Regions from separate parts of the Homo sapiens genome. Here regions 1 and 3 are each linked to region 2. Evidence: chromatin contacts called from ENCODE Hi-C or POLR2A ChIA-PET data. All regions are on one chromosome and are shown on one strand. Each heading gives the region's core, a stretch centred on a gene start or an enhancer-like site at or near the end of the contact. The rest is flanking DNA. Distances are from core to core; before and after follow the strand shown.

The links. A loop is a pair of places that touch in the nucleus more often than their neighbours do. ChIA-PET counts read pairs that join two places held with the same protein, here RNA polymerase II (POLR2A). Pooled maps may share reads with other maps.
Region 1: a map of naive thymus-derived CD4-positive, alpha-beta T cell shows a loop between it and region 2 (6-fold over the local background). The contact joins two enhancer-like sites. A Hi-C loop is called at or near these places in 3 of 168 maps with a recorded cell type or tissue (B cell and naive thymus-derived CD4-positive, alpha-beta T cell), 3 of 37 single-sample maps with no recorded cell type and 9 of 50 pooled maps. POLR2A ChIA-PET finds 5 or more read pairs at or near these places in 1 of 52 experiments (naive thymus-derived CD4-positive, alpha-beta T cell).
Region 3: a loop to region 2 is called in a map of heart right ventricle, with 7 times the contacts of the local background. The contact joins two enhancer-like sites. A Hi-C loop is called at or near these places in 4 of 168 maps with a recorded cell type or tissue (Caco-2, astrocyte of the cerebellum, heart left ventricle and 1 more) and 6 of 50 pooled maps. POLR2A ChIA-PET finds 5 or more read pairs at or near these places in 2 of 52 experiments (HEK293T and WTC11).

What each region holds. Positions count from the first base shown.
Region 1 is chr10:79,284,102-79,288,523 of GRCh38, forward strand. All of the region lies in intron 8 of ZMIZ1 (zinc finger MIZ-type containing 1), which reads left to right. Among named protein-coding and RNA genes, the nearest start is that of PPIF, 61 kb to the right of the region's middle. RefSeq lists enhancers at 897-1,016, 1,467-1,656, 1,870-2,520, 2,067-2,686, 2,521-3,171 and cis regulatory regions at 1,131-1,631, 2,119-2,619, 2,217-2,717, 2,233-2,733, 2,242-2,742. Within about 2 kb of position 2,355, at least 23 of the 41 ENCODE cell types and tissues checked have a DNase peak (open chromatin) inside an H3K27ac peak, as active enhancers do.
Region 2 is chr10:78,042,430-78,046,931 of GRCh38, forward strand. It overlaps a transcript of RPS24 not described here. Among named protein-coding and RNA genes, the nearest start is that of RPS24, 11 kb to the left of the region's middle. RefSeq lists an enhancer at 202-311. Within about 2 kb of position 3,227, at least 2 of the 41 ENCODE cell types and tissues checked have a DNase peak (open chromatin) inside an H3K27ac peak, as active enhancers do.
Region 3 is chr10:79,047,146-79,051,455 of GRCh38, forward strand. It overlaps ZMIZ1-AS1 (ZMIZ1 antisense RNA 1), which reads right to left. Exons shown (of 10, transcript NR_024431.2): 5 at 1,629-1,787. Among named protein-coding and RNA genes, the nearest start is that of ZMIZ1-AS1, 18 kb to the right of the region's middle. RefSeq lists enhancers at 1-1,109, 1,222-1,281, 1,717-2,399. Within about 2 kb of position 1,251, at least 12 of the 41 ENCODE cell types and tissues checked have a DNase peak (open chromatin) inside an H3K27ac peak, as active enhancers do.

The DNA.
Region 1 (4,422 bases), core at 1,105-3,604, 1.2 Mb after region 2:
GTAGATGCTGCCATAGCGGGTGCACAGGAGCCAGGAATCATCACTGCCTTATCCCAGGCCTTGCTCATTTTCTCACATTCAGCAAAACCTCGATCATTGCCCGTGGAGCTGGCACAGACATGTAAACTGTCTACTGTGACTGCAGTGCAGAGAGCTCTCTATAAAATACGTGAAAAAAGTGCTGAGGGAACAGAGGAAAGTGTCCTTGGTTCTGCTTAGGAGGGTCCTTAAAGGGAGTATGCAGGCTGGGCTTTGAAGTATGGATAGAAGTTTGCTGGCTGGTGAAGGGAAGGCAGAAGAAAAATGAAGAAAGTCTCAGAGGCTTGAGAAGCACATTTTTTCTAGTTGACAGGTAGGAATGAAAACGGCTCCTCCCATTGGTAGCATATTTGAAAAATTCCTAGGCCACTTTCATTGTATCCTGAAGTAAACAGGGGTAGCTGTGTATGGCTGGTTGGAGGACTGGAGAGAAAGGTGTAAGTACAGTTGAGCAGGGTCTTTCTACCAGGTTCTGTGCTAAACTTTACTTTTTTCTCATGTTTCTTAGGAAAGTGTTAGTCCCACTTTACAGATGAGAAAGTTGAGGCTGACTGAAAGTAACATGTCCAAGGCCACAGAAAGCTTCAGTGGCAGAGCCAGGGTTTGACCCGGAAGACTGTAACTCCAGAGCCCACATAGGGAACCTCTCTCCTGCTGGGCCTCCCTCTGTCGGCTGAATATTAACCTCAAAAAGGGGTCCCTGAATCTTTGCCAACACGGCCAGTACAAGCTAAAGCAGACGATTTAGTGTATAAAGAAATTCTTTCCTGGAAGACTATTTGGGTTTTCTCTGCAGCTGGGCTTTGAGGCCCATCTTTACATTTCCCCTGTCCCTTCGTGCTAGGCGACTTCCCCAAGAACCCCCAGGAAGATGCAGCCCTTCTTGGAATTCTTGTGGCTTCTAGGTGGCCTCTGCAGTGTGCTCCCTTGCCTCGTGGCCATCTCTGGAGAGGGGAGCGTTGCCTTGCTGGATCCTAAGTTCCTAAGACAGTGGTGAGCCTGATACGGTCTGGTGACCCGGCAGCCTTGCCCTTGATTGGCTCTGCTACCTCTGTGAGCCCCAGCTTCTAAGATGGGCATCTGTTGGGCCCACTTAATGGGGCACTGAATGAGTTCTTAGGTGAAGGCCACTTCACAAAATTCCTTGCATCTAGAAGTCACTCAGTAAATCAGAACAACAGTAACAGCGGCAGCCAGCAGTTTCAGGGTGTCCAAGGTGTGCGGGACTCTGGGCCTCATACATGTTAGGCACTTACACTTAACCCTCACGGCAGCCTTCGAAGGGAGGGGCTGAATCAGCCCCATTTCATAGATGAGGTTGCTGAGGCATACAGAGAGTGAGCAGTGGTTTCATCGCTTCCCTCTGTGTCCTTCTCTCACTTTCTGGGCCCCAGTGGCCATGTGGCCACAGACACACTGTGTAGGTGGTCGGTCATCAGGCTTAACGAAATGGACATATTCATTTTCAGCATCACTCCAAGGGTGAGTGCAGAGAGGTGGTTTCTCCCTGGCACATTTTTTTGTTTAGCAAAGGTTTCCTGAGCCCTATTGGTGTGTGAAGACATCATGCTTGGCTCAGGGAGCCCAAGAAATCAGTGACAGCTCCTGAGGCAGAAGGGAGAAGGCAGAGGGTTCTCACTCTTGCCAGGAATGCGAAGAGCCAGTGGAGTTCAGTACCTTCTGCAAGGGCTTCCCGGAGGAGGTGGCCTTTGGAAGAGCCTGGAAAGGATGAATGGCATTTTCAAGGTGGGATGGAACTTGCCAGCCTGAGAAGAGGCACAGAGGCCCCTGTATTAGGGAGCAGTTGGCAAATGGAACCGTTGCTGCTGACATTGCAGATGGCTTCTGGCCTTGGTGCTTCTGTGGGTGGAGCAGGATTGTTGGGGCCGTTTTGGCTGGACAGGACTGTGGCTGGGAGCAGCTTATGGTGTGATACTGGGCAGGCCATGCTGGATTAGGGTTGTACAGAGTGGGACAGAATTATTAAAAAATGCCAAGCACCTGTGACCAGGTGAAGCAAGTCTGCAGGTTAAACTGTGCTCGTCGGAGAGAAGAAGGGCTCTCAGGCACCCTCCAGACCCTCCTCCCATCCCAGCCAGGCCATGCCTTTCTGGTAGCAGCCCAGGGGTCTGCTTGGTCCTTCATCCTTGGGAACAGGGACCAGGCATTCCCCCGGTGGTGGTATCTTGAGTCTAGGCAGTGGCGTCACATCAGCAGGGCTGCTGTGGGGGCCTGCGGGGGCGAGAGCCTTCTCTGCGACAGCAGGAGCCCGTCTCCCCCAGAATGAGATGAGTCACGGTCCTGTCGGTGCGGCTGCCACTTCTGCTTCTGCAGCAGGTGCGTGTGGAGGCAAGCTAGTCCTGAGACTGCCCCACACGCTGTGCCTGTCTCTTCCCCAGTGCACGGGCAGCATGCCAGCAGGGCCTCGCGTGTGTGCACGGATGTGTCCTCCATATGCCTGCGTGCATCTTTGCTCTGGGGCGGCAAACCTTCCAGCCAGGCAGTGGGATGGCCAGTTTGGGAACGTTGGTTAGCTTTGCTTCTCACCAAGTTTGGGGCAGAGGGGACAAAACAGGAAGGAGCTGGTTTCCGCCCACAAGGCTCACCCACGGAGCTGCAGGGCAGTTGGGAGCTTGTTCGTGGGCCTGTGTAGCGTCCTGGGCTGAGGTGATGAGGCAGCAGTTGCCCACTCCCTGGCCACAGGCAGGGCCCTGCCGGCCCCTGGGGCCTCCCATGGGGGTTCATTTCCTGAGCCTGGCCAGGCATGTTCTCAAAGGATAGGAACTTCCGTCTCAAGGCCATCAGCCTGGAGGGTTGGTGGGAACTTGTGGGGCAGAAGTTCTGGGGCGAGAAGCCACTCAGGCTTGGGTTTTGTTCAGATGTAGGGGACCCCCTCTGGTCATCCAGCACACCTAGGACATGGGCCTTGAGGACAGCAGGTGTCCAGGGGATCTCCTCTTTGTTTTGTAAAAGCGTGACCTGTAGAGCCTCCCTGTGAGACTCTGGTGTGCCAGTCTGGAACCAGGTGGTGTGCCGGGTCCCCAGTGACCTCCCTGGGAGACAGAGGCTGTTCCAGCCCAGCCTTCCTGAGGAGCAGGCTCATGGCTACTTTCCTGTGTTTCTCTGCACTGCCCACTCCCTCTGGGCTCCCAGTCTCCAATCCGCCACCTGGAGAGCAGAGTCTGTCGCTATCTGTCACCTTTGGCCCAAGCATCTGGATCTTCAACAAGCCACTACCCATCATTGTGCCTGGCCAACTGAGTGCCCTGAGTACAGCTCCTCTACTCCAAATGCGAGTCCTGCAGTTTCCCCAGAAATCACGAGCAGCGCTCAGTTGGGAAAGCCCTTTGACTGCATTCTCCTCTTTGAGCCACATCAGATTTAGGCTGCTGAACCTGTGTTCAAACCTATTTGACCAAGATCCACGATAAATACACATACGACACCTTGACCCAAGGTGCACATGTATTTGTGTATAAAACCAAGACAGAAGCTCAAGGACTAATCTTCATCTTTATTGTGTGCTCACACTCCATCACTTTCTAGTTGATGCTTTTTTCTCCCCTGCTGGTTGGATGTCATCACCTGCTCAGATTCTGTAACCCACAGTTGGAAAACACAGAGTAGAGTGGGGAGGTATCATCTGATGCCCATTTTACAGATGAGGAGATTGAGTGAGGAAACTTGCACCAGGGTCCTAAGCACAAAAGTCTCTGCCGTCACAGAGCTGTTCTAGAGGCAGACAGACAATAATCAAAAAAATATATAATTAGGACAGTGGTGGAGTGCTATGAAAAAAATTCCAGTGCCAGGGTGAGGGGGCAGGCAGTGTCGGGTAGGAGCTGCTTTTTTATACGAGGAGGGCGGGGGAGGCCCCTCCAGCGATCTCAGACAGGAAGAAAGCGAGGGGCTGGCCAGGCTGAGAAATCTAGGGCAGAGGGTATCCAGGCAGGGGAGGGGCAAGTATGAGCAGACAGTGGTGTGGTCCTGCCCTCCAGGCTGGTCGCCTCTGCAGGAGCCCGTCAGACTTGACCAGCATTGCCAAGAGCTCAGCCGGGCAAGGCACAGAGCACAAGACTTGGCTGCCCTGATCTCCGCTGCCTGCGGGTCATGCAGCCCTCCGCCTCCCTCTGGGAAGTCCTCACCTCTGGGCTGGGCTCCTTGCATCCCCAGAGGTGCCTCCTCAGCACCTCCATCCCCAGTTGCCCTGGCTGCTAGGGTTGGACTGGCCACTCAGCTAGGGTACAAGTCTGCCAGGTGTGACTGAGAACCTTTGCCATTTGCTGTCTCCTGTGACTAAGACAGACACAAGCCAGACAGAGGCATGAGGCTCTTTCCTGTTGCCCGGCCCTTCTCCCAATTTCCCTCCCCCAACACACATAC
Region 2 (4,502 bases), core at 1,977-4,476:
GAGGCTGAGGATGTAACAACTGTGAAAACAGTTTGGAAACTAGTGCTAAGCAATTGTTTGTCAGGAAGCAGGGACTTGTGGGAACTCAAACTGTGGACAGATTCAGCACATTGTAGGCCCTCACAGTAACCAGGCTACCCTGTGCTGTCAGCAGGCTTTGGAAGAGCCTCCATAAAATGCAAACTTGACTTTACTAAGCTGAATCAATATTGAGGGAGCACATCCCTTCCTTCAGCTTGTCACTGATGGGAAGCTGTGGCTTAGAGAGAGCAGGGATCTTTGAAGAGTGATGAGAAACTCAGCTAGAGGTGGTTCTGGGAAGGTACCTGCAGTGAATATTTGGGGTGCTGCTTTTTAGCTTTTCCTAGCACCACAACCATGAGTTCTGTTTGTAGCTGGATGTGCCTATGTAATCAGGCAGCTTTCAACTCTGCACTCTTCCTTTCTTCCCTGGCAAGTTGCTTATTTTAGGCTGCCCTTAAAGACAGCATCTTACATGGTGCTCTCATGGAGCCGAAACAGGTGCTGTCCTAAACTCTGAACAACGATCTCCATTAATCTGCGCGCGCACACACATACACACATATTTTTTTTGAGATGGAGTCTCACTGTCACCCAGGCTGGAGTGCAGTGGCAGAATCTTGGCTCACTGCAAGCTCTGCCTCACGGGTTCACGCCATTCTCCTGCCTCAGCCTCCCAAGTAGCTGGGACTACAGGTGCCCGCCACCATGCCCGGGTAATTTTTTGTATTTTTAGTAGAGATGGGGTTTCACCATGTTAGCCAGGATGGTCTCGATCTCCTGACCTTGTGATCCGCCTGCCTTGGCCTCCCAAAGTGCTGGGATTACAGGTGTGAGCCACCGTGCCCGGCCTAATCTGCATGTTAACTCCAAGAAGCATGTCTTCCTGGACCCACGCTGGAAAGGGTGTAGAGCAGTTAAGCATCTTACCAGTGTCTCACCCATGAAGTGGTGGGGATGGGATTGGAATGCAGTCATCTGACTCCAAAACACTGCATTTTTTCAGGCACTCCAGTATTAAGCTACTTTGCACTGTGCATATAATGGTATATAAAACTCATGACTGCCAGCAGGGTGCCAGTTGCCATGGGTTTATTGAACAAGTGTTAGATGGCTAGCCAAATTCCCAATTTACTGACCACCTGCTGTGTCCCTGTTCTGCAAGTTGGGGATAAAGAAGCTGTTCTGTCTTGAAAGCTCTGAGGTAGTTAATGACGATCCCATGATCTGGCTTCTGTTCCTTTCTGTGAAGTAGCAGATAGTGTATGACTGTGACGTGATAGAAATTGAGAGCCAAGAAGATCAGTGCAGGGAGGCTGGGTCTTGGAAGGCTTCCAGGAGACATACAGCAGTCCCCACCTATCTAGTTTCAGTTGCTGTCGGTCAACTGCAGTCTGGAAAATTATCATGGCTAAATGGTCTGGGATCACCCAAAAGTGATGATCCTCTTGAAGTGTCATCAGAAGGTCAATAGTAGCCTAACACGTCACCATGCCTACGTCATTTACCTCCCTCTCCCTTCCACATAGGCATTTTATCTCCCATCAAGAATGTGAATACATGTACGTATTCAGAGGAAAAGAGTTCATGCAGCCTACTACAGTATAATTATTAATATCTTACTCCCTAAATTATGAACTTTAATTATGTATATATAGCAACAAACTTGGTGTAGATAGGGTTTGCGGTTTCAGGCATCCACTGGGGGTCTAAGAACGTTTGCCCCATGGATAAGGGAGGATTACTGTAACACCAGCAGTGGCAAGAGACATGATCTGATTTGGATGCACAGGAGAAAGTTCTCATTTGAGGCCATGAAAAATAGGAAAGAAAGCAGGGAGATGGGAGCAGGCAGTGTGGGACAAGGTGAGACCAGTCATTCTGCAAGGGGAAGAGAGGATGACACTGGGGAGGTGGGAGCAGAGTGGGTAGGTAGGCATTCTCTTGAATCAACAAGATGGAAGGCCCTACATGACTGATGCCTTTGAGCAGAGTTTTGCACAATGCATTTCTGGTGGGAGATACTCCATTTCAAAAATAGTCTTCAGGTTGGCTGCTAGAGCACAGAAGTATGACACCTGACTCATTTGTGCTGGCAGAGAGGCTCTCCTGGGTTTTAGAGCTTTGTGAACACACCTCCATACATTAATCCAACTGTCCTTCCCCATCCACTCACCCTTGAACTTCCCGCATGCCAGATGTTGAGGGGAGGCAGAAATGAGACCTGCCTCCCAGTGCCCACAGTCTGGATGAGAGGGTACAGGTGAGGTCCTGGTAAGAAACGAAGCTGGAGAGGTCAGCGGAGAATAAATCAGGGAGGATCTTGTATGCCAAGCTAAGGATTTCACTTGTTCAGTGTTTTGGTTAAAGAAAATAAAACGTTGGAGAATTAGATGTTCTGCAGTGGATTGTGTGTTCTTTTCACATGCCGAGTTCCTCCACACAGGAAATACTTTGGCAACGCTCTGGCTGCTCATCATGCATATTGGAGAGGGAATTTATGTAGAAGGTTATGGGTCGATGAGATGGCATCCAAGTATTTATCGTATTTTTTTGAGATGGAGTTTCACTCTTGTTGCCCCGGCTGGAGTGCAATGGCACGACCTCAGCTCACTGCAACCTCCGCCTCCTGGGTTCAAGCAATTCTCTGCCTCAGCTTCCCGAGTAGCTGGGATTACAGGCATGTGCCACCATACCTGGCTAATTTTGTATTTTGTAGTAGAGACGGAGTTTTTCCATGTTGGTCAGGCTGGTCTTGAACTCCTGACCTCAGGTGATCTGCCCACCCCGCCTCCCAAAGTGCTGGGATTACCGTCGTGAGGCACCGCGCCTGGCCCCAAGTATTAATAACTCGGAAAAAGGGACCAGATCAGGAATCAGGAGTCACAGTTCCTGATCTCCACTCAGCTTACAATCAGCTGGGGCCATGGATGGGCAAAAGACTTCCCTTTTCTGGGCTTCTATTTCCCTCCCTGTGTCTGTCTGCTATCCGGGCTAGATGAGTAATTCCGAAACCTGGCAGGTGGGGGCTTTCTTTTTTTCTTTTTGTGAGATGGAGTGTTGCTTTGTCACCCAGGCTGGGGTGCAGTGGCACTGTTTTGGCTCACTGCAACCTCTGCCTCCTGAGTTCAAGCGATTCTCCTGCCTCAGTCTTCTGAGTAGCTGGAACTACAGGCGCCTGCCACCATGCTTGGGTAATTTTTTGTATTTTTAGTAGAGATGGGGTTTCACCATGTTGGCCAGGCTGGGGGCTTGTTAAAAATACAAATGCTGGCTGGGTGTGGTGGCTTATACCTGTAATCCCGGCACTTTGGGAGGCTGAGGCGGGTGGATCACTTGACGTCAGGAGTTCGAGACCAGCCTGGCCAACATGGTGAAACATCTCTACTAAAAATACAAAAATTAGCTGGGCGTGGTGGTGCGTGCCTGTAATCTCAATTACTCAGGAGGTGGAGGCACGAGAATTGCTTGAACCCAGGAGGCGGAGGTTGCAGTGAGCCGAGACCATGCCACTGCACTCCAGCCTGGGTGACAGAGCGAGGCTCTGTCTCAAAAACAACAAATGCCCAGCCTCTTGCCCCAGTTTTCAGAGTTAGTAGATCTGGGTAGCGCCCAAGCACCTGATGTTTTAATAGCTTCCCAGGTGAGGCTGCTTCAGGAAACTGGACTGAAGCTTCCCAGGTGAGCTCAGGCTTGGGAAGCTGGACTGAAGTTTCTCTAAGATCCGTTCTGCCTCTGAGAATTCTGTCTCTAATGGGAATACTGTCTCTGCCCTCAAGAAGCTGGCAGATGAACAGTAATACTATTGCTAATTAATGACCACAGAATAGCTAACATTTATTGTTTACCATGTGCCAGGTACTGAGCTAAGTCTTGCACAAATTATCTCATTTACCTTTTTTTTTTTTTTTTTTTGAGAATGAGTCTCGCTCTGTCACCCAGGCTGGAGCTCTGGATTGCACCAGTGGCGCAATCTCAGCTCACTGCAACCTCCACCTTCTGGGTTCAAGTGATTCTCCTGCCTCAGCCTCCATAGTAGCTGGGATTACAGGTGTGTACCACCACACCTGGCTAATTTTTGTATAGTAGAGACAGGGTTTCTCCATGTTGGCCAGGCTGGTCTTGAACTCCAGACCTCAGGTGACCCACCTGCCTCAGCCTCCCAAAGTGCTGGGATTACAGGCATGATCCACTGCACCTGGCCTCATTTACCTGCACTCGGAGGGAAGTACTATTACCCCCATTTTATAGATGAGGAAATTGAGGCTCAAAGAGGTTAAGGAACTTGGTTAAAGTTACACAACTATGGCATCCTATGATAAGCCTGGGGGCATTTGTGGAACATCTTGCCAAGGAGCTAGAAATGGTCCTGAGCCTTAAATGGGTGGAGGTGATTAGCTGAGGCAGCGATTCTCCAGGTGTGGTCCTGGACAGCAGCAGCAGTGTCACCAGGGAACTTGCTAGAAATTCAATTTCTTGGG
Region 3 (4,310 bases), core at 1-2,500, 1.0 Mb after region 2:
GGCTGGGGTTAGCACTAGGCAGCTTGAAACAAGAGCCTGGGAGAGTCCAGTGGGTGGAGGTCAGTGGGAAATGAAACTGCAGTTCTCAGCAGGGCCTGCCACAACCACCACTCTCAGACAAGGGGCTACCCTGGGCATGGGGAGGAAGGCACTCCTCCCCTACACTGGGCTGCTGGAGGAGTCCAGGGGCCGGGATCTCTGTCCTGGGCAGGAGCCAGGCCAGGCCAGCTGAGACAGTCTCCCTCCATGACTCTTGCTCCTGGTGGGAGGTGGGTGGCCTTATTTTTCTGAAAAGGAAGTCAAAGCCTCCTTTGTTGGCCTCCCAGCCTCCACCTCTCCCCTGCAGCTCCTCCACCTCTCCCCTGAGCCCTCCTCCCTTCTGCTGCCTATAGAATCCTTTTAGAACATGGCCTCCATCACACTCTCCCTTGTTTACCCACCTACAGTAGCTCCCCATTGCTTCAGCAGGTCTCCCAGACGCGACTCAAGACTGAAACCTTCATTAAGGATGCAGGAGCCCCAGTCCCCGGTCTCACAGCCTCCAGAGTCTACTGGCTCTTGGGGACTTCTCTGTGCTTCTTATTTGATAGTTAAGCCATTTGATGCTCAGAGAGGCTAAGTAACTTGTTCAAGGTCACACAGCAGGAGGACTTGAAATTCAAATCCAGCCTACAGAGCTCAAGCCCTGTCCACAGAAGGGCCAACGGCCCAGGACAGATGCTTCAGGAAGCTGTGTTCCTTAGCTGGGTCGAGCCTGCCCTGTGTGGGTAAGAAAAATGGTAGGGTGGGAGCTTTGAAGACAGTGCCATGCCACTGGCAGAGCCCAGACCACAAATCCATAGGCTTGGACCCTGGCAACCTTGGCCGAGCCTCAGCTGTCTCCTGTGGAAAATGGAAAACAAAACCCCTGACCTCCCAGGTTTCTGCAGGAGTGTGGCTGGACGGTGGGTGAACCAGCCCAGCCCTGAGCAGGGTGCACAGGAGGTTTTCCTTCCACGTTCCTGGCTTTTGCACAGGATCCAGAGGCCCAGGGTCGTGGGTGCAGCCTCCACCAACCCCAAATCCAGCAGGGACCCAGTTGCCACCCACACCCATGCCACACCCATGCCCACACCCACGGTGAGGCTTTGCAGGCCCAGTAAACAACCCCTTGCCCTCCTCCCCAGAAGGAAACTTTTTTAAAGCAACAGAAACAAACTTCTCTGTGTGCTGTGTGTGTTGGTGACAGGAAAAGGAACATCACTTCAGAGAGGAAAAGGCCACCGGGGTTGGGGGCAGGGCCAGGCAGAAGCAGCCAGAGGAGAGAAACAGAAACGGAGATCTGATAAGGGCGCCCTGCTCATCTGGGCTGGGGACAAGCGCTGCAAGGCTGGGGCCCTGGCACTGGGGTGGGGAGGGGGTGGCGGCTCAGCCCCTCCTCAGCCCCTCCAACCGCTGAGCTGGGGGTGTGGGTCTGAGGTGGCCTGGGGTGGCTCGGCAAGGCTCCCCTCCTTTGGGGCAGGCCATTTCACTGGGTGTCTGCCCCCCACCCTGGATGGTGGGGAAGAGAAGTAAGGGCCTGGATTTGGGAACCAGCCAGGGGCTCTCAGGTTGGTGGTTTCCTTTCCCCAGCTTTGCTGCTGACTTACCCATGGTCTTGAGCCAGTCTCTCCCGCTCTGGGCTTCAGTGCTGCCCAGGTGACGGTGTTGACCATCTATGATGACACTGTCAGGACACAATGCTGAGTTGGTAATCTGGAGGTTCAGGGTGGTGGGCTTGCTGTGCGGCTCTGAGCAAGTGGCTTCAGCTAGGGTGAACAGGGCATTCCAGCTTAGCACTGAAAGTCCCGCATCCCAGGAAACCGCCCCCCGCCCCTCCCCTACCTCGTTCCTGGGCAAACTGTGCTGGTTGGCCACCCTTCAGCCTCTGGGCCGAGACTTCCTGGATGAGCCTGTACAGGTCTTTGCCAGCTCACTGCATGGCCCCCTCCAGGACTGAGGGTCGGACTTGCCTTCCTGGACAGACTTTGAGCCTGACTGGTGGGACAGGACAGACACCTGTCCTGGTGAACCCAGGCTGCTTCTGGGACAGGCAGGCTGCATGAGCAGGTATTACAAATTGGGACCAGAGTGGGAACAGATAGAGGCGCTGGGGCAGGGGAGGAGACTTGGAGAGAGTGGTCCCAAGGGCCTGGACCTGAGGGGAGGGGTCTGATCAGCAGAGAAGAGCAGAGAACTACATTCCAGGGGAAGCCACAGATTGGGCAAAGCCTGGGAGGCCAGGTGGTAGGGCACGCGACGCCAAGCCCTGTGCTGAGCATCAGCTAGATGGCAGGCCCCAAATGGACTTCCAGGGCCTCTCAGTTGAATTTCTAAATCCACTGTCTCCACTCTCTGAATTCCTCTGGCCGTGTCCACTGCCAAACAATTTGCACCAAAAACAAACACATAAAAAAGAAAAACCCAACAAACAAGTTTCCGCCCCCCCCCTCCCGCAAATAAAGATAGACTTTGCTGGCTCGGCGCAGTGGCTCACGCCTGTAATCCCAGCACTTTGGGAGGCCAGGCAAGCAGATCATGAGGTCAGGAGTTCGAGACCAGCCTGGCCAACATGGTGAAACTCTGTCTCTACTAAAAACACAAGAAAATTAGCTGGGCATGGTGGCGGACGCCTGTAATCCCAGCTACTCAGGAGGCTGAGGCAGGAGAATTGCTTGAACCCAGGAGGCAGAGGTTGCAGTGAGCCAAGATCTCACCACTGCACTCCAGCCTGGGCGACAGAGGCAGACTCCAGATTCCGTCTCAAAAAAACAAAAAAAGATAGACTTTTCCCAGAAACTAAAAGCCCCCAAGATGGGGCTCTGAAAGTGGATGGCTATGCTCCCATGCCTCCCTGACTCTCTGTGCAGCCCAGCCAGCAGGGGCAGACCGCCCCAGGCAGAGGGCCTGCTTCAAATACCCTCAAGGCCTACCCACACCAAGGATGCAGATTGGCTTCTCCAGGCACTGCCCACTTGCTCAACCTCAGCCCTGCGAAGCATTTCACCAACTCCCCTGGTGGCAGGGAGTCACCTGCCCATCCTAGTTGTATGTGCCCAAGAGGCCTTGTCCCCAAGCCTCCACATCCTAGCTAGACAGCCCTAAACAAGTCACTTACCCTCTCTGAGCCTCAGTGACCTCATCTGCTAAAGAAAGATTATGGAGATTTCTGCCCACCAGCAAGCGAGTCATCAGTTCTGCAGCAGATGCCAGCTGGGTGTCCCCTAATTCAATTCACTTCAAACACCATCCACCTGGAGATAGCATCAGATCCCACAGGGTGAGGATTCAGTCCCCTAACTCTGAGCCCCACTTCTGATGCCCACCGCAAACCCCAGGTTATTCTGCCTGTGCTTCTGACCGTTCGTCTATGAATCGGGGTTCCCACAACCCCCTGCTTGGGTCTGATTAATTTGCCCGAGCGGCTCACAGAACTCTTGGAAAAATGTTTACTGGTTTATAACAAAAGATATTTTAAAGGATACAAATAAACATCCAGATGAAGAGAGGCACAGGGCGAGGTCCGGAAGGGGTGCTCCCATGCCCTCTCTTGGAGTGCCACCTTCCAAGTGCCTCCAAACGTTCAGCTGTCTGGAGGCTCCCGGAACCCAGATTTGTTGCGTTTTTATGGCGATGTCATTATGTAGTCATGATTGATTAAAACATTGGCCATTGGTGATCAACTCAACCTTCAGCCCTTCTCCCCACCCACCCCCAGATGGGGGAGGTGGGGCTGGAAGCCCCAACCCTCTAATCCTTGGTCTTTCTGGTGACCAGCCCACATCCTGAAGTGTCCTAGGAGCAGCCAGCCAGCAATCAACTCATTAGCATACAAAAAGAAACTTATCACTTTGGAGAGTCCAAGGATTTTAGGAGTCCTATGCCAGGAAATGGGATGGGAGGAGGGGGAAACAAATATGTATTTCACCATATCTCAAGGGTAATAAAACATGCCTTGGGCAGTCTGGAGACATGGTGAGCTCAGAGGGTGAGGCACTTCCTGGAAGCCCAGTGAACATATTTGTGCCCCTCTTCTGGAAACTGCAAAACCCCCCAGAAGGTGAGAGGCAAATTCACTGAGCGCAGTGAAAGTCAGCTCCACTCTTGCATTGGGAGGAGGGGAGGGGCTACAGAAAATGGGAGTAGGGGTGCTCAGAATAAAACTGTCCCTGTCACAGTGGCTGCTCAGCTGGTCTGTGGCCTCTGCTGGGGCCAGCGCTGGACCTGCCCTGCCTTCTCCCCACATATTTGCTAAGCATCTTCAGCCTCCTGCAACACAGGGTCACGTGGCA